Linked DNA regions of Homo sapiens: all the other regions are linked to region 1. A link is a loop called in an ENCODE intact Hi-C map of the cell type or tissue named here. Cell type or tissue: endothelial cell of umbilical vein. All regions are shown on one strand.

Region 1 (8,000 bases):
CCTGTTTCAGGTTACTTTCTTCATTTGTTCATTTCATCATCATTTATAGAGCACTTACTATCTGTCCAGCACTGGACTGGTTGTCGTGACAGGCAGAATTGAGACACAGACTCTGCTTCCCAGGGACTCACAGTCTCAGAGAGGAATGATGCTCACGTGTTCTATAATAGAGAGAGGCTCAAAGTTGTGAGGAAAAAGATGAACATAGCTGGGAAGACTCAGGGAGGACTTCCGAGAAGTGATATCATTTGTATTGATTTCCATTTCAAAATTTTTGCTTAGAGAAAAGGAAGGCTGGGAAAGAATGACTTGTCCTGCCCTTCCTGATCTGGGTGTTAATCTGACAGCAAATCTGCTGGGTTCACTGTGTTATTCAACTCATATTCTATGGAGGGCTTGTAGAGTGTAAACTTCTGCAAGATCATTTCTGTGGTGGGGTAGGGCCTCCCTTGGTCATCAAGAGATCTTTGTCATTGCTGGAGCTATTATCCCAGGCCAGGGAGAGCTTAGGTGTCGGTTGGTTAGAGTGGGTGATAGCCATCTTTTTTTGGGAATCAGCTGTGATGTTATTATGACCTTCTAGCTAGTACCCATAGTTGTCAAAGGGCTTAGAAAGCCAACCTAGAGGTGTGAACCAAGGTGGCATCATTGAATTTAAAGAATTCTCTGGGATATTGCCTGGAATGGAACTCAGTGACCAGTTAGACCACCTGTTGAGGCTAAGTAGGCAGGATGGATTAGATGCTGCCAAATTTAGGGACTTCACAGATCACTGGAGGAATAAACAAGAAGTTGTATCAAAGTCTCGGGGCCAGTGTTCAGTTATCTCAGGAGAGGAGTTTTGGGGCCTTGCAATCAAAGAGAATGCAAGTACCGTGAAGGCAGACCACTGTGTTTGAGTATTGGCTCTGCCGCTTCCCAGAAGTATGGCTCTGGCCAAATGTCATGGTCACCAATGCATCTGCTCAGGATGACCCTCAAAAGACCATCACAGGCCATGCTTAGCACCATTCTAGTGCTGTACCCCTGCATTCCCAGGTAACAGCTCAGGTGTGAGGGAATAAGACTTGAATAGGGCAGGTGCACAAGTCCATCCAGCTTAAAAGTCACATACCCCAAGGGAGTATGTAACAGCCCCATAAGTATAAATTCTAGGGTTCCCACAAGGATTAGGCCCAATCAATTGTCATAGAACTCAGAGAAGCTCAAAATGATGGTGTCCTCAGGAAGTATTTATACCTCATTTATGGTTTTTCCCATCCAGATGTGTCATTTTTACCATAAGCAATGTGCTTAGTAATATAGTGGGCATTCTATCTTTATCACATTTCCAGGGGAACAGTTAGCAAGTTAACCCAAGGTCAAATTCTCGTCCAAAAGAGGAAAGGGTTTTGTTAATCCTTTTCCAACAGCAAGTTATCTTACCTCTCAGAGATTCAGTTGATTTATCTTTGAAGTGGCAACAGGCTTCTATAGCCCTAATGTTGGGAGAAAGTTAGATGTGAAGCATTCTTTCTCATTTTTTGCATAATCCAATTAAAACTCTAGACTGTTGTCTCTCAAGGTGTGATTCATGAGCCATCTCATCATCCCTTGAGGTAATTGCTAAAAAGACAAATCCCCAGGCATTACAAACTGAGTCCTTCTAATTCATATTTTTGAATAAAAGCCTAGAAGTTTACATTTCACACCCATGAGATCTTAAGGCACTGGAGCTTGAGAACCCTAGTTTTAGCAGGACTTCTTGGTTACCTTTAAAAGAGAACACTGCCTGCCGGGCATGATGACTCACGCCTGTAATCCCAGCACTTTGGGAGGCTGAGGCAGGAGGATTACTTGAGGTCTGGAGTTTGAGACCAGCCTGGTCAACAGAGCAAAACCCTGTCTCTAATAAAAATACAAAAATTAGCTGGGTGTGGTGGCGTACGCCTGTAGTCCCAGTTAAGTGGGAGGCTGAGGCAGGAGAATCGCTTGAACCTGGGAAGCAGAGGTTGCAGTGAGCCGAGATCACACCACTGCACTTCCTCCTAGGCAACAGAGCGAGAAAAGAGAACACTCCCTTTTAATTGCCCTTTAATTCTCAACAACTACTTTGTAGTACATTGTTATGGGGAATGGAGGTAATATAGTAAGACACCCAGACAAATGCCTAGCACATAGCAGGAGATTAATAAATGGGGAATCATTTAAATGTATGTATACATTTTGTCATATACATATTGAAATTTATTCTCAGAACCAGCAACTTACACTGGGTAGACTTAACTACTTGCATAGGTCTTATTTTCTTTTGGCTTTGTGCTATTGCCTCACTAACCTTTAGCAAAGTTCTTTCTTGCATTTTTCATTTTTACATTTTCATTGCTGTCTTGTTTCTGCTAAGCTAACAGATTCTTCCTTAGACTGGCAATATTAAAAAGAAAGTGTCCCTTTGAGGTCTAAATAGGGAAGCAGAGGGAATACAAGACAAAGAGGTGCTCTGAGGGAGAAGTTGGCTCACCTTGCCCTAGCTGGAGAATCATCTTTTAGCTCTTTGTCTCCTTGGCACTTGCAGAGCTTGGTGGTACTTTATGTGGAGGAGAGCACTGTCCTGTTCAGAGGAAGGGCGAGCACTATTAAAGCTGCCTAGAGAGGCACCTGAGTGACGTGCCCAACTGCCCTTACTCCACCCTAGCTTTTGTCCTTAACCTCAAGCATTACAGTCAAACATCAAGGTGAAAGAAATTGTATCCAGTGCAGTCTTTTGCCCCCTTTGGGAGTCATTTTCTTGATCTACTGTGTAATTTAAAAGAGCCTTCAGAAGAGGAGACACAAAAATCCCTCTAATGTGTGAAACTAATAACCTTTAATGCTGAAGCCATCCTTTTTTCACAGAGAAGAAGAATGCCACCATGTTTGTTTGTCTCTAAATATGGATACATTTCAAAACCAATGTGTGAACTTATGGTTCTGCTATATATCCTTTCTCTAAAATACAATAAACCTGGCTTTTTGTAACAAGGAGTAGAGAAAAAGAGAAAATATATCATTTGGAAAGATGAAAGATCTATTTGATTAGTCTTGTCTCAGGAATTGAAAATGACTAGTTGATGTTCATCCGATCTTCAGATGATAAATCTCAGCATTTCTCTTGCTTCCATCTGTTACGTGGAAACTATCACACATACATGAATTCAGTTTCATTTCAAGGATCATTGGGAGGGAGAAGTATTTACCTTTCTGGGTGCTCTCATAATAGTCATTTTTATCAAGCTCTCATCTGTAGTCAGGACTTAGTTCGGTCATCCCTTAGTTTAAGGTCCGCTTTAAAAGTTTATGTCCTCCAAGTTTAGGTATTTGACAGTGTTCAACAGCATGAGAAGATACATATATTTTGGGATAAATGAAACTAACATTTCTGTGAGCATATGTAGCCCATGTTCACAATGTGAAGTGCAAGCATGGAGTGCTGAGGAGAGAGACCCTGAACAGTAAAGCCTGGCAGCTCATGTAGCTGCAACTACTTACTGAGGAGTTTCTTGTGAATGTGCACTTGGCTGCCTCTCTGGGCCGAGGACATGACATCCTCAGGCTTCAGTGACTCTCGCAAATAAAGTGCTTGTTTCTTAGCTGCAGCTTGCCTTTGTGATTCCATCAACGTGTGCATTTCATTAGGGTACCAGTGTGTAGCCCACGTGCCAGGGAGCCGTCTTCTCCTGATGAAGGTGTCGGGGTTGCAATGAGAATATTTGAGACAATGGTCATGGTATATCTACTTGGTGGTGAGAGTGACACATGGGCCATTTGCAGGTGTCACACCCTGTGGACGAATGGTCATGCTACACGGTGGTTTGTGCCAAGGCCTCATGGACACAGTTCACATTCTTAGTGTCCTAGGAGCTCCTGCCATGATTCCTTAGCAGTGGTTATGCTTGTTTTTATGATGGCAAGGCTCCCCAAACTTTGTGGACAATGCACAGATAACAACTGCTGATGGAAATCAATGGCCTGGCCTGCTTCCTTCATAAGAGCAAAGGTAAAGGCAGCCTCTTAACATCTAATGCTCCCTTTGCCTTTTTCAGAGTTGGAGAATCACAGCATTTTTCTGAAATGTGGAGTGGGAAATCTAAATGTGGAGTGGGGAAGCTATAATTACATAGCTTGGAAAAAGAAAAGTTTAAGAAAAAAAAAAAAAAGTCCTTTGGCTCCAGGACAGCCTAGGACTGTAAGTCACTGCTGCCCCCTACTGCCCAAGTTTTGTGTGTGTTTCCTAGAGGATCCTTGGTTTCTAGCCTGGCATTCTCAGGCACTGTGCTTGGGAGGATAATAACTTGCAGACTGTCTAAATGCTTTCTTCCAGACAGGGCCTCCCCACATTTGTTTCCTCAATTTAGGAGAATGTATGTGAAATGGAGAAAACCCACAGTGTGGGTGTGATCAGGTTCATGTGGCCTAGTGGAAAGACTTTCTCTTGAGTGGTGAGGAACTGACAGCAGGCCTGAGCTAAAATTGGTCTTCACAAAGCCGTCCACCCACTCACTTGGGCAGGCAGCCAGCTGGTGGATTCAAGGATCAGGTTTAGCCCTAAGGAGAAGGATTTTTGAAGGCACTAGTTGATTTTTGCTGCAAAAAGGTTATGCTAGATTTGGTTCCATTTTTAAGAGGCAAATAATTCTAAACCAGACTGTATAGTGTGGAATAAATGATTCTCTCCCTTATTTATTATACATTCATGTACTTGGAATTCAGTCCTTCATATATTCATGTGTCTGAGGTTATTTATTGAATGTCTTCTATGTACCAAGCATTATGCCAGTCACTGAGTATTCAAAAGTGAAAAAGCAGATTATTTCTGCCTGCATGGAACTTAAAGTCTGATGGAAGAGACAGTAAACAAATGCAAACAGTATCATTACATTTTGTGGTAACTGGTCTTATAAAAAAAAAAGAGGGGTACTATGAATGAACTTAATTCTCTGGATTAGGTAGAAACTTAATTCTCTGGACTAGGTACAACCTCTTCAGGGTGAGACCCATAGCCAAAGTTTGCAGGGTCCATTGTGCCCATGATCCCCATTCTCCCACACAATGGTTGGAAATAAAGGATGTTTTTGAAAACAGTTTTATGGACAGAAACCAGTTCCCTTGCACAAATGAAGATCTATATCCTGAACTAGCTTTTTTCTTCTCTCTCTGGACATAGGGAGTAAAAGTAAAAAAAAAATACAGGGAGGCAAACTTTGGCTCCATATGTATATTGTGAAAAGAACTTTTCACATTTGTCTTCTCACAGTTGAATAGGCTCTCTTGAGAGTAGTGAGTTCCCTGACCCCAGAGGTATTCAAATAGAGGCTGGAATATCACTTGCTAGGGATGCTACAGGTGAGGTTTCTTACAATAGCCGGTAGGTTGGAATAGATTTTCTCTCAGATTGCTTGCAAATCTAGCATTTAATTACCCCAGGCAAGGGTAAAGTTGGTGTGATTTGTTCTGGAAGAGTCTCCTCCACCTCAGTAATTTCACACATATCCCCACAGTTTATTAGAGTTCCCAAAACCCCACCTTTGGATTGGTTCCCTTAAAAGTATTCATTCATTCCAAAAATGAGCTTTATTTTTGAGGGTGCTACTTGTACTCTAGGATTCATTTGTATGCTGGAAAAAGGCTGCATCTTACGTGGATATGCCTGTGTGCATTTGTGATGACCTCTTTTACTCCATTCACATTCTTGAGAAGATTTCTCCCTTAACTTCACTTAAATTGTCTTGAACTTGCCAAGTTCATGCTCAGAGGCCATCAGAGAGTTCACAGGCAAGGATGGGTGCCACACAGAAGAAATCATGGCTACTTCATGAGAAGTCACATGTGTGGTTTCCACCATTTAACACTTGGATAATTCCTTGCCCTCATCTAAGAGCCAGATAGGAATGTTCATGCAAATTATTTTTTAAAAAATCTATTTCACTGACATGCTGTAGGGGGCAGTATTCATTAAGGAAAACCAGGGACAGAGTCCAGGAAGAGCCAGTAATTTCGACCTTGTAGGGAAGAAACTGGGCCCTATTTTTAACTATTTCTGTATACTAGAGACTCATTCAGTCTGTCCTATTGTTCGTGCATGAATGAGGCTCTGACCTTCAGTAATGAACCTTCTTAGGGGGCCAGGATTAATTTGGCTTATGTTAAATTCATCTGGCTTGGAGTGAAAACCAGTGAATACCTGTGAGGGAGAGGGACTTTTCCATATAGGACATATGTGCTAGGGCAAGGATTCTTACCTAGGTCACCTGACTCCAAGCTTTTGCTCTTTTAGCCACAATTTGAACCATTTCAGGCTCATACCTTCCAACACAAGTAGTGTTTACCTCCCCCAGAACATCTTCAAACCTGTTACTGCCTAGGAAATAGATAATAATAAAACTTGTGGGAGCGAACCTTTTTTTGGACCCTCTCACCTTGATAAGTTTGGTGAAGCAGGTGCCTTACTCACCCCTATCTTCCCAGCCCCTCAAAATGAATGTTTTCAAATCATAGCCACGTATGATTTCTTACAAGCCCAAGGCTGATGGGACGGTCTTGCTAAGGTGCACCAGCTTCAGGGGGTCTCGGCTGGGCCTGCTCCTATGTCTGAGGGCATCTGGCACATTGACTGCATGCTGGCTGGTCTGTAATGGCCTCAGGTGAGACAACTCAGAATTCTCTACATGGTCTTTCATCTCCCAGCAGTCTGGTCTAAGCTATTCTTCTGGTGGTAGGTGAGTTCGAAGGCAGAGAGTTGAAATGTACAAGGCCCTTTGAGGCCTAAGCTCTGAAAGAGGACACCAGTTTTTGTCTTCATTCTGTTGGCCAAACCTAGTCACGTGACCTGCCCAAATTCTTGTGATTGGGAAACAGATTCCACCTACTGAAGGAGGAGCTGCAAAGTCACATTGCAAAGCGTACATGGCACAGAGAGGGGTGGACACTAGGGGCTGTTTTTGTAATCAATCTACCACAATAAACAGGTTGCACCCAGTGAATTTGTGTTGATGGATTGATTTCAGTTGTCAAGGTAATAGTCTCTTTCCACTGTAGTTGCATGAAAATGAGAATGCACTGAGCTCATTTAAGATGTACTAAGACATACTTGCAGTTTCCTATAAGTTATAGGGGCATGTAGTTCTAAGAACTCACGGGGGAGAGCAGCCAAAGCATCCTTGGTTACCCCAGTCCCATAGAAGGTGTCTCTAAGAAGCAGATGCTGGCAGGTCGGTGAAGGGGCACAAGCACCACTTGCTTTATGAGGCCCCTGTGGCCAAGGAAAGAAGGTAGGAACCAGCTGTTAAAGTAGAACTCCGCAAAACAGGTCTTACTCCACTTGAGTCTGTTCTCCAGCCTTTGGGATTCTTGGTATTCACAGGCCTACACTTCTCTGCTTTCTCTTTCCCACACCAACTGGCAAAAGTTGTTGTGTGATGAAGATGATCCAAATGTCAGACTTGGGCTCAGGACACCTGGGGTCTGGTCCCAGCAACTCTATTTGATGGCTGTGTGGCTTTGATGGGTCATTTAACACCTCTGAACTTCACATTCCTCAGCTCTAAAATGGAAATGAGGATAGCACCAACCACATAAAGTTATTGTACGGTTTCCGTGAGATGAAACCATACAGAAAAATACCCTAAATTGTGTATATAAGGTTTGTTGAATCAATGATTTCATAAGTGTCCAAAAGTCAGAAATGACTACAAAGGGGAAAGTAACCACAGCAGCTGAACTGAGAACCTCAGAGAGCCAGTTCTCCACTCCTGGTCTGTTGCTTCAGATCAAAAGTCTGAAGCACCCCTGTAGCCGCCTCTTCTTGCTCATCCTCCTCTCTCTCTGATAAACCGTGATGAAAAGTGTTTTTGAAAACCAAGGGACCAAGAAACACTGAATGACCTTCACTGAAAGGACGACTTTTAGCAAATGCACACTTGACATAGTTTGGTAAATATCCACCCTGTTATCTTTTGCTCCTGGTGTCTTAGAAATGTCACTTA
Region 2 (8,000 bases), 120 kb before region 1:
ACACAGAGAGAGACACATACCCCAGACAAGGAATCCTCCCTGATTCTCAACACCCTCGGCAAAGCTGGGTAAGTGCATCATGGTAGATGCTCAAGGAGTGTTTGCTAAATGAGCTAGAATACCTATGACCTAAGGTGTGTGAGATCTGAAGGGAAAGGTCACAGGCTTTATTCTCTTTAATTAAAGCTGAGGCAGGTACCTTCTGTATCTCCCTCCACACCTTCCCATCTCTCCTTGTACCATGAGTGGTATTTTTTCACCTTTTTCCAGCAAAGATTGGAAACTAGTTGCTCATTCAATGACTTTCTGCAGATGTATAGATCGTAAATGTTGTGGCTATCCTAGAAAGTATAATGAACCTAATGATGTTTTCCCAGAAAATGTATAAATCCCTGATCTTGCAGTATTTTCACACAATCAGGATTTTGGATTCTTTATCCAGCCACTCAACTCCAAGGAACTTTAGGCTTTAAAAAGCTGTGATAGAGATATCTTGTGTTTTGCTCTCTTAGCCAATAAGATTTGTCAAGCTTTATTTTTGGAAAAATTATTTTAGGATTTGTTTTCCAAATATATAAATATATTTTAATACAGAATATGCTTTTTCAAATGACACATGCTCTCTCATTTCTGATATGTTGTCCTAGCCTGTGCCCCTTCCCTTGAGACAGCAAATATTGCTGCCTCTGTTTCATTCTTCAGAAATGTGTGTAGAGATGTACATAGAAGGGCCTCTTGTAGTCATTCAGTCTAAGTTAGGGCCCGAGGCAGGATGTGGGATCTGCTGCCTGGGTCTGGCTCAGTCCTAGCTGTAGAGGAAGCTGCATGGACGGACACTAGGACAATCATCAACAGCCTTTCATTTGGGAAACATTTACTGAGCTCCCACTATGGGCCACACATTGTTCTGGGTACTGGGGAACAGTAGGGAAACAAAACAGACAAGGTTGTTGGAATTTGTAGTCTAGTGGGACAAGGCAGAAAAGAAACAAGAATACAGGTTAGCTAAGTTAACTCAGTAGGCAAAACAATGACGATGAGACAACAGTAATGGAGTGGAAGAGAGTGTGGGAACGAGAAGTTTCAACATTAGGAGTCAGAAGTCTCCCTGAAGAGGTGCCATTAGACATGAGACCATGGGCAAGTCTAGGGGGAAACAGTGCTCCGGGGAGTGGGACTATCACGTGCAAAGGTCCTGAGGTAGGAATGATTTGGATGTGTTTGAGAAAAAGAAAGCAGACCACTGTTGCTGCAACACAGCTGGCCAGAGGGTGGGAGACCAGGTTGCAGGTCATAGAAGAGAGCTGGGATTTTTAAACTCTGAAAGGAAATCAAGTCCTGAAAGGTTTAGGTAGGGTGACAAGTTGATCTAATTGCCATGTTTTAAAGATTAGAATGAAAAAGATTAGGACCAATTTTATCACCTTTCCTCATTATGAACAGTTTTGACTACGGAAATGAATATATAATAAAGCAATCCATGATTTCTCATTATAACTCTCTGCCAGTGGGGGAGAGCCAGGATTTCCATCCTAGGATGTCATGGCTGCCCAAATCAGAAACAAGTTCCGAGGTCTGGGTGGCTAGTGCCATCTTTCCTTGGGGAGCTGAAGGATTCTTGAGCCTTTTCAGGATACCGAAAGTTGCTGGGGACCCCTGGAGGGTCACTGCCAGATGAGAGGATGCTGGACCTAGGACAAGGGTTGGGCAGGAAGGTGGGGAGGTCCCCAGTCCTCAAAGGAAGGCACCCGGGGCCTGTGGCAGGTGGAGCAGGCAGACGAGGAAATAAAGGCCACAGGCTGCCTCCTCTGTCGCTGCCTGACCTCTCCTCCTCTCCAGAGGGCCTTGAATGGCCTTTCTCCAGCAGCGGCCAGGCAAGGTGTGTTTGGAAATACCCAAACTCTGTCCTTCACGTGGCAGGAAATAAATATTGCTGGGAACGCAGCGTGTGGGCTGGGGCAGGGGTGTGTGTGTGTGTGTGTGTGTGTGTGTGTGGTTAGAGTTGTGGGGGTCAGAAAATGTGTGTGTGTGTGTGTGTGTGTGTGTGTGTGTGTGTGTGTGTGGTTAGAGTTGTGGGGGTCAGAAATGCATCCATCCTGCAGCCATAGTTCCAACTGCTCCAGGGGGAGGCGGCTCTGTCAACTTGCGTGAGTTCTGTGCAGAAAGAAAATGCGGATGGAGATGAGTGCGCATAGTGAGGCGCCGGCTGGTGTCTGAGCTAAGAACCCATGGGGACCCGGGAGCCATGAACTGCGCTCCACAGCCCCTTCCCCCGGCCTCACCCCTACCCATCTTCTGCCCAAGGCTCTCCCTACTACCCACGCCCTCCCCGAAATAGTTAAGTATCCTCCCACCAACTCCGACCATCTTTCCCCCTTCGCGCCCACCGGCGGCAGTGGCGAAGGGCCCACTGAAGCGCCGGGTGCCACGCGGGGCGGCCCGCGGGCCAGCTAGGGGGCGGGGAACTCACCAGCCGCCGACCCCCCCCCCCACCCCGCCCTCGGCCGCCGCGGCCCCAGCGGCCTCCGCGCTGCGAGGAGCGGGCGCTTGGACACAGGGCGAGTTGTTTGATTTGGCGGAGGCGGGGAGGCCGGCGGGGAGCGAGCGAGGGAGGCACGAGAGCTGGGCAGCGCGGGCGCCGGTCTCCAGGGTAGGGTCCCCGCGCGCAGCAGCGGCCCCGGGGCGGGGGCGAGGCGACCGCGGGCGCCGGGGATGCCTGGAGGGGCCGCGGCCGAGAGGAGACCCGGGACTGGACGGCCAGACCTGCCGGGCGCGCGGGCAGGTGCTTCGGCTTTTTTTTTTTTTCCCCTCCTCCTTTTTCCTCTGCCCCTTCCTTCCTCGCCCTGAAGTAAGATGAGCGTGATGCTGTGGCGCTGGGAACAGAATAACACCACCATGAAGCTGGTAAGGGTGGATTGCAGACCGCACCCCCTGGGCGCTGCTCTACTTTTTAACCCCCCACCCCGCCCCCCATCCCCTTTAGGAACTGGCCCGGGTGGTGGAAAGCCCCTGAAATGCATTCCGCACTTGGTATTTCCCTTATTGTTTTGAAGCTAGATCTCAGGGGAGGTGTGTGTGTTTAAACCAGGAAAGTCGATGTGTGTATGTCTCTGGTTGTGAGTCATTGAAGGGGGGTGGGACTGGGCTGCATTATCTCTCCGTCCCTTCCACCTACGAATTCCTGGAGCTCTCTTGGATTGCACACGCTGGGATTGTCTCCTACGAGCATGTCTGCGCCCTCACAGCCTGTCCCGGGACAGCGTGGTCCGCGTCCCCCGAGCCCCCATTGTGTCTTGATACTTTGGGGTGCACATGGCTATTGATCTCTACTGCGGTTTGGCTTGTCTGTGGGGAATACATGAGCCCCGAGTGAGTGAGTATGCACCGGGTCCTCCTCCCGCCTCTCACAATGGCTTAGTTCTCTTTCAAGCTTGCAAAGAACCATCCAGGGTGCAGGTACTTTTTCCCTCCTCCGTTTTCAAAAATAACCGCCTATCAGTCCCGGGAGAGCTGAGGATAGCAGGATTTTCCTTGCTGCCCAAAGAAGCCTGAGTTGTTTCTCCATCCCAAAGAGGAAATGTGATCGGAAATCTCTGGGTTTTGCTTTTGTGAATTGTTTTTTTATCGGATAGTTTCAACTGGCGGGGACCATAATTCCCCCATTAAAGTCAGCCAGTGCTGTGGCCAAGTCGGTTAACCCCCTTGGATGTTAGTTTCCTTCTCGGTAAAATGGAGCAAGTTCCCACCTTGTAGAACTAGTGCCAGGATAAGAAATCATATTTGTGGATTGCCTGGCATATAAAAAGGATTCAGTAAGAAATAGGTATGATTAATAAACTGGAATGCATACTTACTGGTGTGAGGTCTTTAAAGATGCTACCAAAAACAAAAACAAAAACAAAAACAAAACACAAAAAAAACAAAAAGAAAGAAAGAAAAGAAAGTCACAGCAGCTGCATTGGATACCAAGATGCTAAATCAACCAAAGCTGGGTCTTCATATAATGAACTTATTTGTTGGAAAAATGGCACCTTGCTTTTCATACTTCTTGTGTTATGTTTGGCCTGCCTAACTTTAAGCTACTATTTTACAACTTCATTTAATGTGCTGTAACATTAGCAGACGTTATGCACCTTTGCTATACTATGTCATGATTCCAGCTCCCTAATCCTTTCCTGGAATCTTTCTCCAACCAGACTGGTGTGGAAGAGGCCAGAGTTTCACATAATTTCTCTCCAAGCTGTACCTGAGATGCCACTCTAACAGGCAGCATAGGAAAGCTGGGTCCCGATCTGAACTGCATAGGGTCAGGTTGCCAAACCTAAATGCTTTTTTAAAAAGAAGAAAAAGAATGATTTGCCAGGCAGGGAAAACGTGGAGCCTCCCAGGGGATGGCTTCTGGAGCTTGGTGGCAGGTGGCCATGGTAAGGGCTGGGATGTCTTCTCCACTCCGATATTGCTGCCCGTTTAGTCTATGGAGGGAGCTTTCCTCAACAAGGGTCAGGGGTCAGCCTTTATTGGGTCTGCCTGAATCTTTAGAGCTGTCTCACTTTTCAAATTAACTGTGAGGACCACCCAAGGTAGTTATGGTCCACCAAAATACCCTTTCCCCATGAGGTGGAGGAAGGGCTAGGGGAGCTCAAGCAACTGGGAAGCCCTGAGGGAGTAGCAGTTTCTGTCCCGTGTATCCCACTGCCCCAGAGCCCAGGCAGGAAGAGGCATGACTGGGTCTTGGCGTCCAGATAGCCTCAGATATCCTCAGTGATGAGCCTCAGCTTTTCTGTGAATGCTAGAAACCACTGATACATCATTAGCTGAAGTATCATTAGTTTGCATTTTGTTCATTCACTTATTGATTGATCAATTTACCCTTTATTTGTTGTGTGTTTTGTGCAGAGCACAGCCTTGGTGCCTGTGTTCGTTGTGAAAGATTTTGCTTGCAGATGATTCTTGGTTTGAATTCCAGCCTTGCCACTTACTAATCCCTGAATCAGTTTTCCTCTTTTGTAAAAGGCTGTTTTACAACTCTCTTTCCCCAGGTTGTGAAAAGATGAAATGGCATAATACAGGAACATGATCCAGCATAGAGTTGGAAGCATGTTTGTCTGTTAAATGGGAACTATCATTATTTTCTTCAGTGGTAAATGAGACATAATCTGTCCCCACTCTACGTTGTACTGTTGGGTGAATGGTTGGTTCTTCTAATGGGCCCTGGGAAAACAAACCTTTCTTACCTTTGAATCATTAGTAGCCCTCAGCAGGAAGGAGCTCCCTGGGAACATCTTGGAAGTCAATTGTGTGTGAATAACTGCTCCAGAATGAGGCCTGGGGCCAGAGGTGTGTGCCCGAACTTTTATCACTGATGCACTTCAATAAACATGAAATCAGTTAACCCACAGCTTGAAAATGCATTGTTTTGTTTGAATAGTAGAATTAAAGGTCTTGCTTCATGTTCTATTTTAAGGCTAATTGGATCAAAAATAAGGCCCAGAGTAATTAGAGGCAAAACTTGCATCTTTATATGTTATCTCTGCAGGGGAATGTCAGAAATGCACCTGCCCACCTAGGAGAGAAGGCAGTAGCTGGTAGATCCTACATCTGTCCAAATCCCATCTGACAGGGTCACAGGCCTTTGATGAAAGTGAGAGGAGGTGACTGCCCAGGTCCAAAGCACCCACTGGGAGGGGATAAGCTTGGGGCACAGCCACAGAGCATACTGTGGGTGGTTCTGACATTCTTACCACCTTCCCTCCACACCCTAGTTCCCTTCTTTTAAATTCTTTGGACTTAGGCAGAGCAAGGAGAAACAATGAGGCCACTTATGGAGCAGCTGGTATTATTTGAGGAGTGGTAGAGTCCAAGAATGGCAAAAGGAAAGGCACTGAGAGAGGCCCCCTGGCAGCCTGTGCTAATGCACGGAGTGCAGGTAGTCCAGTCAGAAAGACCTGTAGCCAGAGCTCTGCACAGGAGCCACTGCCTTGTGACATGGGCCAGTTGCTTTACCTCTTCGATCTTTGGTTTTCTCATTGTAAATTGAGACTACAGCACCTCACAGAATTACAGTAAAAATTAGGGAAAAAAATGTATCCGGATTTGAGCTCAGCGTTCTGCAATTAGTTGGTGGTCAGTGAATGGTTGCTCATATGATGACGGACGAGATGAACCAGTAGTGTGTGCATTTCTCCACACACAGAGAAAAGACTCAACAGAAACATTCCCAAAAGTCAATAGTGCCAAGTTCTTGGGGGGAAGTTACCAGGACTGTTTTTTGTTTGTTTGTTTGTTTGTTTGTTTTTGGTCTATACTTTTCCTTATATTCTAGTTTTGTACAAAGCTCATATGTTACATTTATCATCAAGAAAAGATTTTTTAAATTACTGCTAAAATCATATTAATAGCTAACATGTGTTGAACCTTTACTTTGAGCTTTATGTGTATGATTCTATTTCATCTTCTCTACAATCCTCTGAAATAAAAACTATTATTATCTCCATTATTCAGATAAAGAAATTAAGGCTCAGAGAGTTAAATGACTTGCCTAAGATTCCAGAGCTAGTAACTTTAGAAGTGCTGCTTTGTCTGATGGCAAAGGCTGTACCTTGAACTGCTGTATCAGACACCCTGGATGCCTCCTAGAGCGCTGCAGGGCCTGCTGCTGAGGTGGGTCTGCATGAGCGTGCAGTATAGATGCCTGTGCTCACTGCTGCAGTTCTCTCTGTGAGGGGCCTCTCTGTTCACTGCAATCCCCTCTTAGCCCCTTTGATCAGGGACATCCTGGGAGGGAGGTGGAGAGGAGAGTGGGGATGGGTTGGGTCATCACCCTTCAGCGTCTTGGAAAACACTTAAGGGGGCTCTTCCTCAAAATGAAGGAGAAAGTGGCTCTGCATGAAGAATAATTGAGAATAATGATGATGAGGGAAATGTGCCCCTGACCTTTGACCTTTCCCCAGAGAGGCATTGGTCAAAGACCCCCTGGGCCTGTCCACAGCCAGGCTAACAAGCAGATTAAAAGAGGTCAGTGGGTTAAAGGGCTCTGTCTGCTTCCCTGTAGTTATATTGCTCCCTCCCAAAGGCCAGGATGCTGTGGGCCCTGCAGAACTCCTGAGCTCCCAGGTGCTGTGTTTAAAAGACAAATGCTCCTTTAGCTTTTTTTTTTTTAATCCCTAACTTTATGGAGGCTTAATTGCCAAATAAAAATTGTATATATTTAAGGTGTACAGTGTGATGATTTGATCTATGCATACATTATGAAATGATTCCCACTATCAAACTAATTAACACATCCATCAGCTTGCTTCAGCTCTTTACACGTATAGACTGATTCCCATCTTAACAACTTCCGTTTTTTTTCCTGACTAAAGCTCATTAACACTCACATGAAAGTATTACCACCTTCAGCTAGAAAACAACGGTCATTTCCACTCTCAGGGACTTCTAGGACTTTCTCCTGCTTTCCACTAATTGTAACTGGCATAGATTTGACCATCTCCCAGGTACTGAAGTCATGTCCATTTTCTACTAATTCCCCAAAATCTCAAGGGCAAGAAGTTCCATTCTTTCCTTGAGAAAGCAGGTTGGAATATACAGGAATAGTTCCATATGCATTTCCGCTGTGGGTAATGAGCCCTCATAGCCTTGATGTACTTTCCTGAATTGAAACCAAAGCATGTGAGGAAGGTTTTGACTTTGGTTAATTACTAGGAAAATAAAGAAAGGAATATTGGGAGGGAAGGAGAGAAAGCCTCTGAAATTAGTAAGTGACTTCCTCTTAATGACATTTTGAGGTAACACATTTTCCTTCATTTTTGTGTTAATAGAGAAGTAGAGATTTATAATTGGTCCCTTTGGTGACCTGGCAGTGCTTACATTACTTATGCAATTGTTTTTGTTTTTGTGTGAAGCCAGGGAAAAAAATTGTTTTGTTTCTGGCTCCTGTAATGTAATGCCAGCCACCCAGAAGGCATGTGGCTAAGCTTTTCTTCAGGGTCTCTAAGACTCTC
Region 3 (8,000 bases), 140 kb before region 1:
GGCACGCCGCCATGCCCGGCTAATTTTTTTGTATTTTTAGTAGAGACGGGGTTTCACCGTGTTAGCCAGGATGGTCTCGATCTGCTGACCTCGTGATCCGCCTGCCTCTGCCTCCCAAAGTGCTGGGATTACAGGCGTGAGCCACCGTGCCTGGCAAGGATCTGAAAGACACTTTAATGATAATCTTGTCTAACACACCCTAACTTTTAAGAAGAAACTATGGCTCAGGTATTGTTTGAATTTAGTGTTAGGAAAAATAGTCGGTGAAAGTCTTTCTGGGAAAAAAACAAAAACCAAACAAATGCACTTTTCCTGTCTTAGTAAACAGAATAAATCGATTGCTTGGTCAAAGAGAGGCCAGGAACAACATGGAGCGGGGCCTCTGGTGCTGGGTACTCCTGGGGTTGGCTCCCACATCAGGTACTACTTACTAGCTATGTTTTCTTGGGCAAATTGCTTTAAGTCTCTAATTTCTCAGTTTCCTGTTTGTAAAATATAAATAATAATGATATCCACCTCATGGGGTTTTTTAATGTGAACTGAAAAAATAATATATACAAAGTGCTCATCACATCCTGAAGGATCATTATTCAATGAATGATTGCTGCTGTTGCCGTTTGAGGCGCAGGTGCAGAAGACACAGATGAGTGGTGTTGTGGAGCATGTGGAAATGCTGGGGGTGGGGGGTAAGGTGGTCTACAAATGGCACTGCCGTTATCTTGAGCTCAGCCCTCCATAGCATCCTTCAAAGCTGATTTTTTTCTTTTTGTAAATTTCCAAATACATAGGTGTTATCCTGTCCATTTGACTCTATTTTCTGAGAGAGGCAAATGGATAGGATAACACCTATGTATTTGAAAAAGAAAAATACTCCCAGTTAAGTGAGAGTTCCAGCAGATGAATTAGGGTTTAAAACAGAACTGTATCCTCATTTCATTTCAAGGGTGGCCCAGCATATCTGCTAGTGTGAGCTTTGGCATTGCTCCTCTGAGAGGCAGGCTGGAGAATGAGACCCTCTGTCTAACCCAGCCATTCTAGGACCCTGTCCTTTACCCCATTCTCAGGCCCACTCCCAACCCAACTCCAGGGCAATCCAGTAGGTTTATAAGATGACAATTGATCTTATCATCCTACCAGCATCATATTATGGTTTAGCTGAAATAATACTGGACAGTGATTCTGTTATTAGTTATTTCCCTCCTGGCTTCAGGGGAGAATGCAGGCATGTTGCAGGAAAACAGAAGAACCATGCACACCAACCATCGACTCACAAGCTCTGAGAAGAGACCATTTGCTGGTGACGAAGCACTGACTTGCCCCTTTGCTGGGCTTTTCAGGGGCTTGGCTGGGTCTTACTATGCCAGGCTTCTTTCCCCTCTGTAGAATGGAGTCCCTATCTTCATGTTATGCAAACGGCACCTTTTCAAAATAAACTTTAGAGGAGTAAGAGAGAAGAATCTAGTGCCCTTTCTGAGAAGGAATTTAGCTAGGAGAACCAAATGTTGTCCCATACACTGGGTTAAAAAGAACCAGTTATGAACTACAAATGCAGTTGACTTTGGCCCTGAGCTCTATAGGGAAAAGTAGGGAGAAAAAATAGTAACGAATCAGCAGCACAAGCAATATTTGCTTGTGAGTTCTTCCAGTCATGGGCGTGAATGAGTAATTCTGTCCTGGGATCCTATTGCCTTTGCTTTGTGCCCCAAGGTATAGAGTTTGGAAAAATACCAGTGCTGGTGGTTCTTCTGTTTCGGGGAATAAAGAAAAGGAATACCCCATTGGGAGTGCTGTTCTTTGAAAACTGCAGCTTACCTGAGCCCTTTGTTGAGATGGAGGCCAGAATGAGTCTGAAACAGCTGGTGGGGAATCCAACCACAGGGATCACTCAGACCAGGACAACACTGAAGTCAAGTTTGCTATGGATGTCCAGAATGCCAAAAGAGAGGGCAGTCTGGAGGCCTTTTTTCTTGGGGGAGTTATTCACTCATTTATCTTCTTTTTATTAAGTACCTACCATGTACCAGGCACTGTTCTAAGCAGTGTGGTGCAAGAATGGCAAAATTTCTATTCTATGGAATTTACATTCTTATGGAGAGATGTAGACAAAACACGAGTAAACAAATACAAAAATAAGTTTATTTCAGTGAGCGACAAGTACTATGAAGAAAGTAAAGTTGAATGATATGCTCAGGAGTGACAGGGGCAACTTTGGATGAGGGGCTCAAGGAAGACCACTCTGAGGCAGCAGCATGAAAACTGAACAATCCACCAGGTAAAGACCAGAGAGCATGATCCAGGCAGCACAATAGCCAACACAAAGGCTCCAGGTGAGGACATCTGTGGCTTTTCAATCAACACAACAATGGCCAGTGTCACTGCAGCCTCATGAGTTCGTGGCTGTTTCAGCTTTACACCCAGCTACTGTAACCCCAACTGCGATGTCCACTGACGTAGCCATTTCCTAGGGGAGAGGGAGGAAGGGATGTCTAGAACTGCTCTAAGGACTACCAGAAATTACTGATTAGAGGACTAATCCTACCCTCATCCTCATCTCCACATTTAACCTACCATTGAGTTCTGTTGGTTCATGCTCCCGGTTTTCTCCTAGGTAAGTCCATTTCTTTTCATGTTCATTACCTTCACCCTGGTCCAAACCATCTGCATCCTTCCCCTGGTCTACTGAACCTTGCCCATTCTTCACACTGTAGTCAGAATCTTGTAAAACCTCAAATCTGGCTGGGTGCAGTGGCTCACGCCTGTAATCCCAACACTTTGGGAGGCCAAGGGGGGCGGATCACCTGAGGTCAGGAGTTCAAGACTAGCCTGGCTAACATGGTGAAACCTCGTCTCTACTAAAAATACAAAAATTAGCCAGGCATGGTGGCACGTCCCTGTAATCCCAGCTACCCAGGAGGCTGAGGCAGGAGAATCACTGGAACCCGGAAGGTGGAGGCTGCAGTGAGCTGAGATTGCACCACTGCACTCCAGCCTGGGCAACAGAGTGAGATTCCATCTCAAAACAAACAAACAAAACAAACCCTCAAATCTGATCATGTCAGACAAACCCACACACACATGCCGAATACTTCTTCATGACTCCCCATTGCTGTCAGCATAAAGATCCAAATCCCTACAATGATATGCAAAGCCCACTCTGTGCAAATCCCCAAGTTCTTCTCCAGCATGTTTCTAGACATTTGTGGCTTCATTTTCCATGCTCTGGCCACACAGGCTTTCTTCCAGTTGTTGCAATATGCTGTATTAGTTCTGGCCTCAGGGCCTTTGCAGAAGCCTTGGCTCCTAATCTTCTGTTCTCCTCCATGAGCCTTGGCCTCAGCAACTACTTGGGTATCAGCATAGCTGTTACTTCAGCAGAGAAGTCTTCTTTTTTTTTTTTTTTTTTTTTGAGATGACATCTCACTCTGTTACCAGGCTGGAGGACAGTGGCATGATCTTGGCTCACTGCAGCCTCCACCTCCTGGGTTCAAGCAATTCTCCTGCCTCAGCCTCCTGAGTAGCTGGGATTACAGGCGCACACCAACACACCCAGCTAATTTTTGTATTTTTAGTAGAGACGGGGTTTCACCATGTTAGCCAGGATGGTCTCAATTTCTTGACCTTGTGATCCGCCCGCCTCAGCCTCCCAAAGTACTAGGATTACAGGCATGAGCCACTACGCCCAGCCAGGGAAGTCTTTTTTATTCCTTAACATCAATCTACTCCATAGGGTCTTTTGGTTACCTGTCCTCAATAGCACTTCATATTTTCCTTCATACTTCTTAGCACACTTGTATTTACCTGCAATCTTCCTGCACTTGTCCATAAGCTCCAGGAGGGCAGGAACCTTGTCTGTCTGGTTCACTACTTTGTCCTCAGCACTTAAAAAGTATCTGGACCGCAGTAGATATGTGATATGTATTTGTTGGAGAAATGAAGGAATGAATGCTCACAAAGATCTTGGATCTTAAATGTTCCACTTGAATATGCTACTTGCTTTTGACAAAATGAAATAACAGGAGACTGTCTGTATTTTCTGTTCCATTTCTCTACCCTATAGAGATGGTGATTGATATCTGGAGTTTAAGAATAAGGCATAGCATGCAAGAATTCTGGCAGATGAACAACCTGCTTAGAAAGTCTGTTCTTGCCTTCGACTATCAGAACAGCATTATTTTCTTTGGCTCAAAGGAATCTAAGACTGTGTGTACTCAGGGAAATGGTGTAGACCCACGGTGTGGAGTCAGGGCCAAGGGTGAGACTTAAATAATAATTAAGTGAAAGAGGGTTGTGTGAAGCCTGGGGGCGACACTGCCTTTCTCAGTGGCTGCGGAATTAGAACATTCTCCCTTGTGTCAATGTGGAAGTGAATGAATTAGGCTCCGTTTTATGCTGTGCCTGGAAAAATACCAATCCGTACTCGCATAGTTTCTGAAAGCAAACCCCAAATGCCACTGTCTCAGCTCCATGGGAGACTGTTAAGGAAAAAAAAGAGGTAACATTCACAGACTATGGGAAATATCACTGAAGTGGAAAAAGATTAGCGTTGTTGTTTTTTTGTTTTTTTGTTTTTTTTGTTTTTTTTTTACCTTTTTTGAAGTTACATACCCCTTTGGTAATGTAACAAAACCTATGGACCCTCCTTCCCCTTCACTGCCCTGCCCACTGCAAAACGTATGGCCGTATAACATCTCTCTATCCATGGAGACCCCTCGGGTTAAAAATCCCAGTTAGTGGGTCTGACTGGAAATTGAGCAGAAATAAGCTAATAAGAGATGGCCAGGAATCTGAAGTCTAAAAAACAAAATAGAAGTAGTGCTCTGTAATTACATTTTTTCCATTCCTGAAGTTCTTCGTTTTTTAGAACAAGTGGATTGGCACAGGACGAACACGTGCCTTAGTGAAATCATGAATGATGAGACCTCTAGGTCTTAGAGGAAGCATTCCTGGAGGGAATCAAAGTGGCCAGCCACTCTCAGCCACTCTCAGCACCTTCCTGGATTTTAACTGATATTTTAACTGATAAGCATGCATTTTATAATTAAGTACTGCATAAGAAAAAGTATTGTAATGAAAACATGTGTTTATTTAATTGTACTAAATTTAGAGGTAAGAAACAAGAAAATTTTATTGTCCCTGGTCTGTAGAAAACAATTCCAGACAACTGGGAGAACTCAATTTGTCCACTGTGTCCCCAAATAAAAATGCTTCAACACAAGCACCAAAAAAGGAAGGGCATATTCCCAAGTAGACACAGATGTATTGTTCATGCTAACAGATGTGGTGTTAAGAAACTTGAACCCCTGGTTTGTTTTCTTATCAGTAAAATAGGAGAGACAAATGGAGAATTTTTTCCTTATAGGTTGTTGTGAGAATGAATATGAAATACTTCACATGTAAGAGTAAGCCTTCAGTACATTCTTTTTTCTTTTCTTTTCTCCAATAGCATCAGTGACATCATCATTCTTTATGTTATATGTGCGTGCATCTTGCATGAATGTATATATAAATGTCTCCATTTGATGTCTAATCATCTCAAACTGGTCATGCCCAAACTGGAACTCTTGGTTTCTCAAGTTCATCTCACAGACTGTTTCTCCCTTAGTCTTCTGCATCTTTGTCAGTGGCAGCAACACCTGCCCAGTTGTTCAAACTAAAAACCTAAGAGTCATCCTTCACTCCTTTCTTTCCCTCACACTCATATTCAGTTGCACATCTTTGCCAATATGTTGCAAAATTGATCCCTCTTCACCACACTCACTGCTACCCTCCCAGACACTACCCTCCTGTCATTCCTGTGCAAGTGTCCTGGATCTGACCCTCCTGCCACCACCCTGGACCCTGCAGTCATCTCTCCATGGTGTAGCCAGTGTATAGGCATTAACAGATTTACATCAGGTTGTTCCACTTGTTTGCTTAGGACCCTCCAGTGACTTTTATTTCCAGTGACTTCTGATAACACCGGAAATAAAATTTAAATGGCTTACAATTCTGTAGGTCTCTATATGAGAGATAAGCAAACTTTTTCTGTAAAAAGCCAGATAGTAAATATTTTAGGCCAAATGGGAGTCTATCACATCATCATCTTCTTCTCCTCCTCCTTCCTCATCCTTCCTCCTCTTCCTCCTCATCCTGTCCTCCTCATCTTCCCTTCTTTCCTTCCTTCCTTCCCTCCCTCCCTCTCTCCCTCTCTCCCTCTCTCCTCCTCCTCCTTCTTCTTCCCCTTCCCCTTCCCCTTCCCCTCCCTCTGTCTCCTTCTCCTTCTCCTTCCAACCCTTTAAAACTGGAGAAGCTGAAAGCTGTCCTTAACTGACGGGCTTACAAAAACAGGTTGAGGACTGGATCTGGCCCCTGGGTGGCAGTTTGCTGACTCTTGCTCTATACAAGCTGGCCTGACCCTTCTCTCCTGCTCACATCTTCTTGCCCACTGCCTTGCTCACTGTGCTCTAGCCTCAGTAGCTTGCTGGCTGTTTGGGGGCACACTGGTCACATTCTGCTCAGGGCTTGCACACTCCTGTTCCCTCTCCCCGCAACATTGCCCCTTCAGGTCTTCCATGTGGCTTGCTTCCTGCCTTTGTTTAAGCCTCTGCTTGCAGAAGCTCTCCTTGGAGAAGCCTCTCTGAGCAGCCCCTCCAAAATGCTCTCCCCACTCCACCCCAAGGACATGCTATCCCTCAGTGGCTTCTCTCTCTAGGACTTACTATATCTTCACTTGCTTGTTTGTCACTAATGCCAGCCTAGCATCAGCTCTTCCAGGGCAGGTGCCAGCTTTGTCTGTCTCATTCCTCACTCTCCCTCCCTATCACCCAGAATAGAACCTGGCACTTAGTGGTCAATCAGAAAAAATATTTGCTGGATACATTAATAAATATATCCATATAAGGACAATTTTTTAATTATATAATATATAATTAATACATATAAGGACAATTCTGCCATGTGGCCAGCTGGTTTTCAACCCCTGTAGTACTACTCATTTGCAACAAGGCCCTCTTTTTAAATCCTCAGCCCGGTTGGCTCTGTGTAATGCAAAGAGGAATCGGATGAAGGTGCCAAGCAGTGCTTGGGGTGGCTGTGGACTGTGAGAGGCCAGTTCCATGTGCTGTCATGGTCTGAAGGGTGAATCCAAGTGTGAACATGGTGATGGGGGTAGAGGAGAGCTTAGCCAGGCTTTGATGTGAGGGGAACTGTCCAGCTCTCAGGAAGCTGATGTCATTAGAGCATCCCTGGACAATAAGTGCTGAGTGGAGCCAGTGCTGATGTCTCTTAAGGAGGGAGTGAAGTAGCTCTCAGAGCCAGAAGAGTGCCGAGATAAACTGTCCTTCCCAGAAACACACAGCTGAGCCAACCTGCAAACCAAGTTGGTGTGGATGGGGGCTGGATGGTGCTTATCAGTCCTGGATGGATCATGGTGTGAAAAGCTGGTAGTTCTGGAGCCACTTTATGGAGCATGGTGCCTCTCAGCTCCAGATGTGAAGCCTCCTACTCCTGGGATCTCCTTCTATAGGCCACTTGGGAATGGCAACTAGAGGGAAGCATCTGGAGCAGCCAGCTATACCCTCCTTCCACCTCCTTCTCCCACCCTGATTTGCTATAGTCCAGAGGCCTCAGGAGAAATGAGCTTGGATTTGGGTCATTGAAAAAGAGAGCCTAGGCCCCTTCCTAGGGCAATCATAAAAGGCCCCTTGGGGGGTGGACTGCAGGGGATGATCCTGTGGAAGGCTCCAGGAGGACTTGGTACCCTACACCCTTGAGTTTTGGCTCATAGTCAGACGATGAGTCTTGGCTGAACCTGATGCCCCAGGATGGGATGGACTGGGTAGTGAGCCAGGCTATAAACTGACTCATGCACCAGGCAGGGACTGGACCATCCTTGGCCCAGGAACCAGGTCAGGGAATGAAAAGATACAAGAATCTCTTCTTTGGACTTCCCCTAGGATAGAAACTGGGGTGTATAGATCAGGGTAGCCTGTACATATCCACATTTGGGAATTTTATGTCCT

Evidence for each region. Hi-C counts contacts between places; a loop is a spot of excess contacts. Peaks named below come from ENCODE experiments on the same cell type or tissue, not always from the same donor. Only the 100,000 strongest peaks of a DNase experiment are listed, where the experiment ranks them.
Region 2: it touches region 1 in a loop (7-fold over the local background); 3 of 110 quality-filtered maps call a loop at or near these places.
Region 3: it touches region 1 in a loop (3-fold over the local background); 10 of 110 quality-filtered maps call a loop at or near these places.

Annotation. Positions count from the first base shown.
Region 1 is chr11:19,899,493-19,907,492 of GRCh38, forward strand. The region is part of intron 6 of NAV2 (neuron navigator 2); the gene reads left to right. Among named protein-coding and RNA genes, the nearest start is that of NAV2-AS3, 78 kb to the right of the region's middle. In endothelial cell of umbilical vein, CTCF peaks have their summits at 4,227 (motif pointing left) and 5,969 (motif pointing right); DNase peaks (open chromatin) are centred at 4,229 and 5,969.
Region 2 is chr11:19,774,614-19,782,613 of GRCh38, forward strand. The region is part of intron 1 of NAV2 (neuron navigator 2); the gene reads left to right. Among named protein-coding and RNA genes, the nearest start is that of MIR4694, 19 kb to the left of the region's middle. RefSeq lists a silencer at 2,620-2,769. In endothelial cell of umbilical vein, no CTCF peak of the experiment used is centred here; a DNase peak (open chromatin) is centred at 3,118; H3K4me3 peaks cover 1,735 bases; H3K27ac peaks cover 351 bases.
Region 3 is chr11:19,759,227-19,767,226 of GRCh38, forward strand. All of the region lies in intron 1 of NAV2 (neuron navigator 2), which reads left to right. MIR4694 (microRNA 4694) reads right to left here and starts at 857; the gene lies at 778-857. In endothelial cell of umbilical vein, no CTCF peak of the experiment used is centred here; a DNase peak (open chromatin) is centred at 4,325.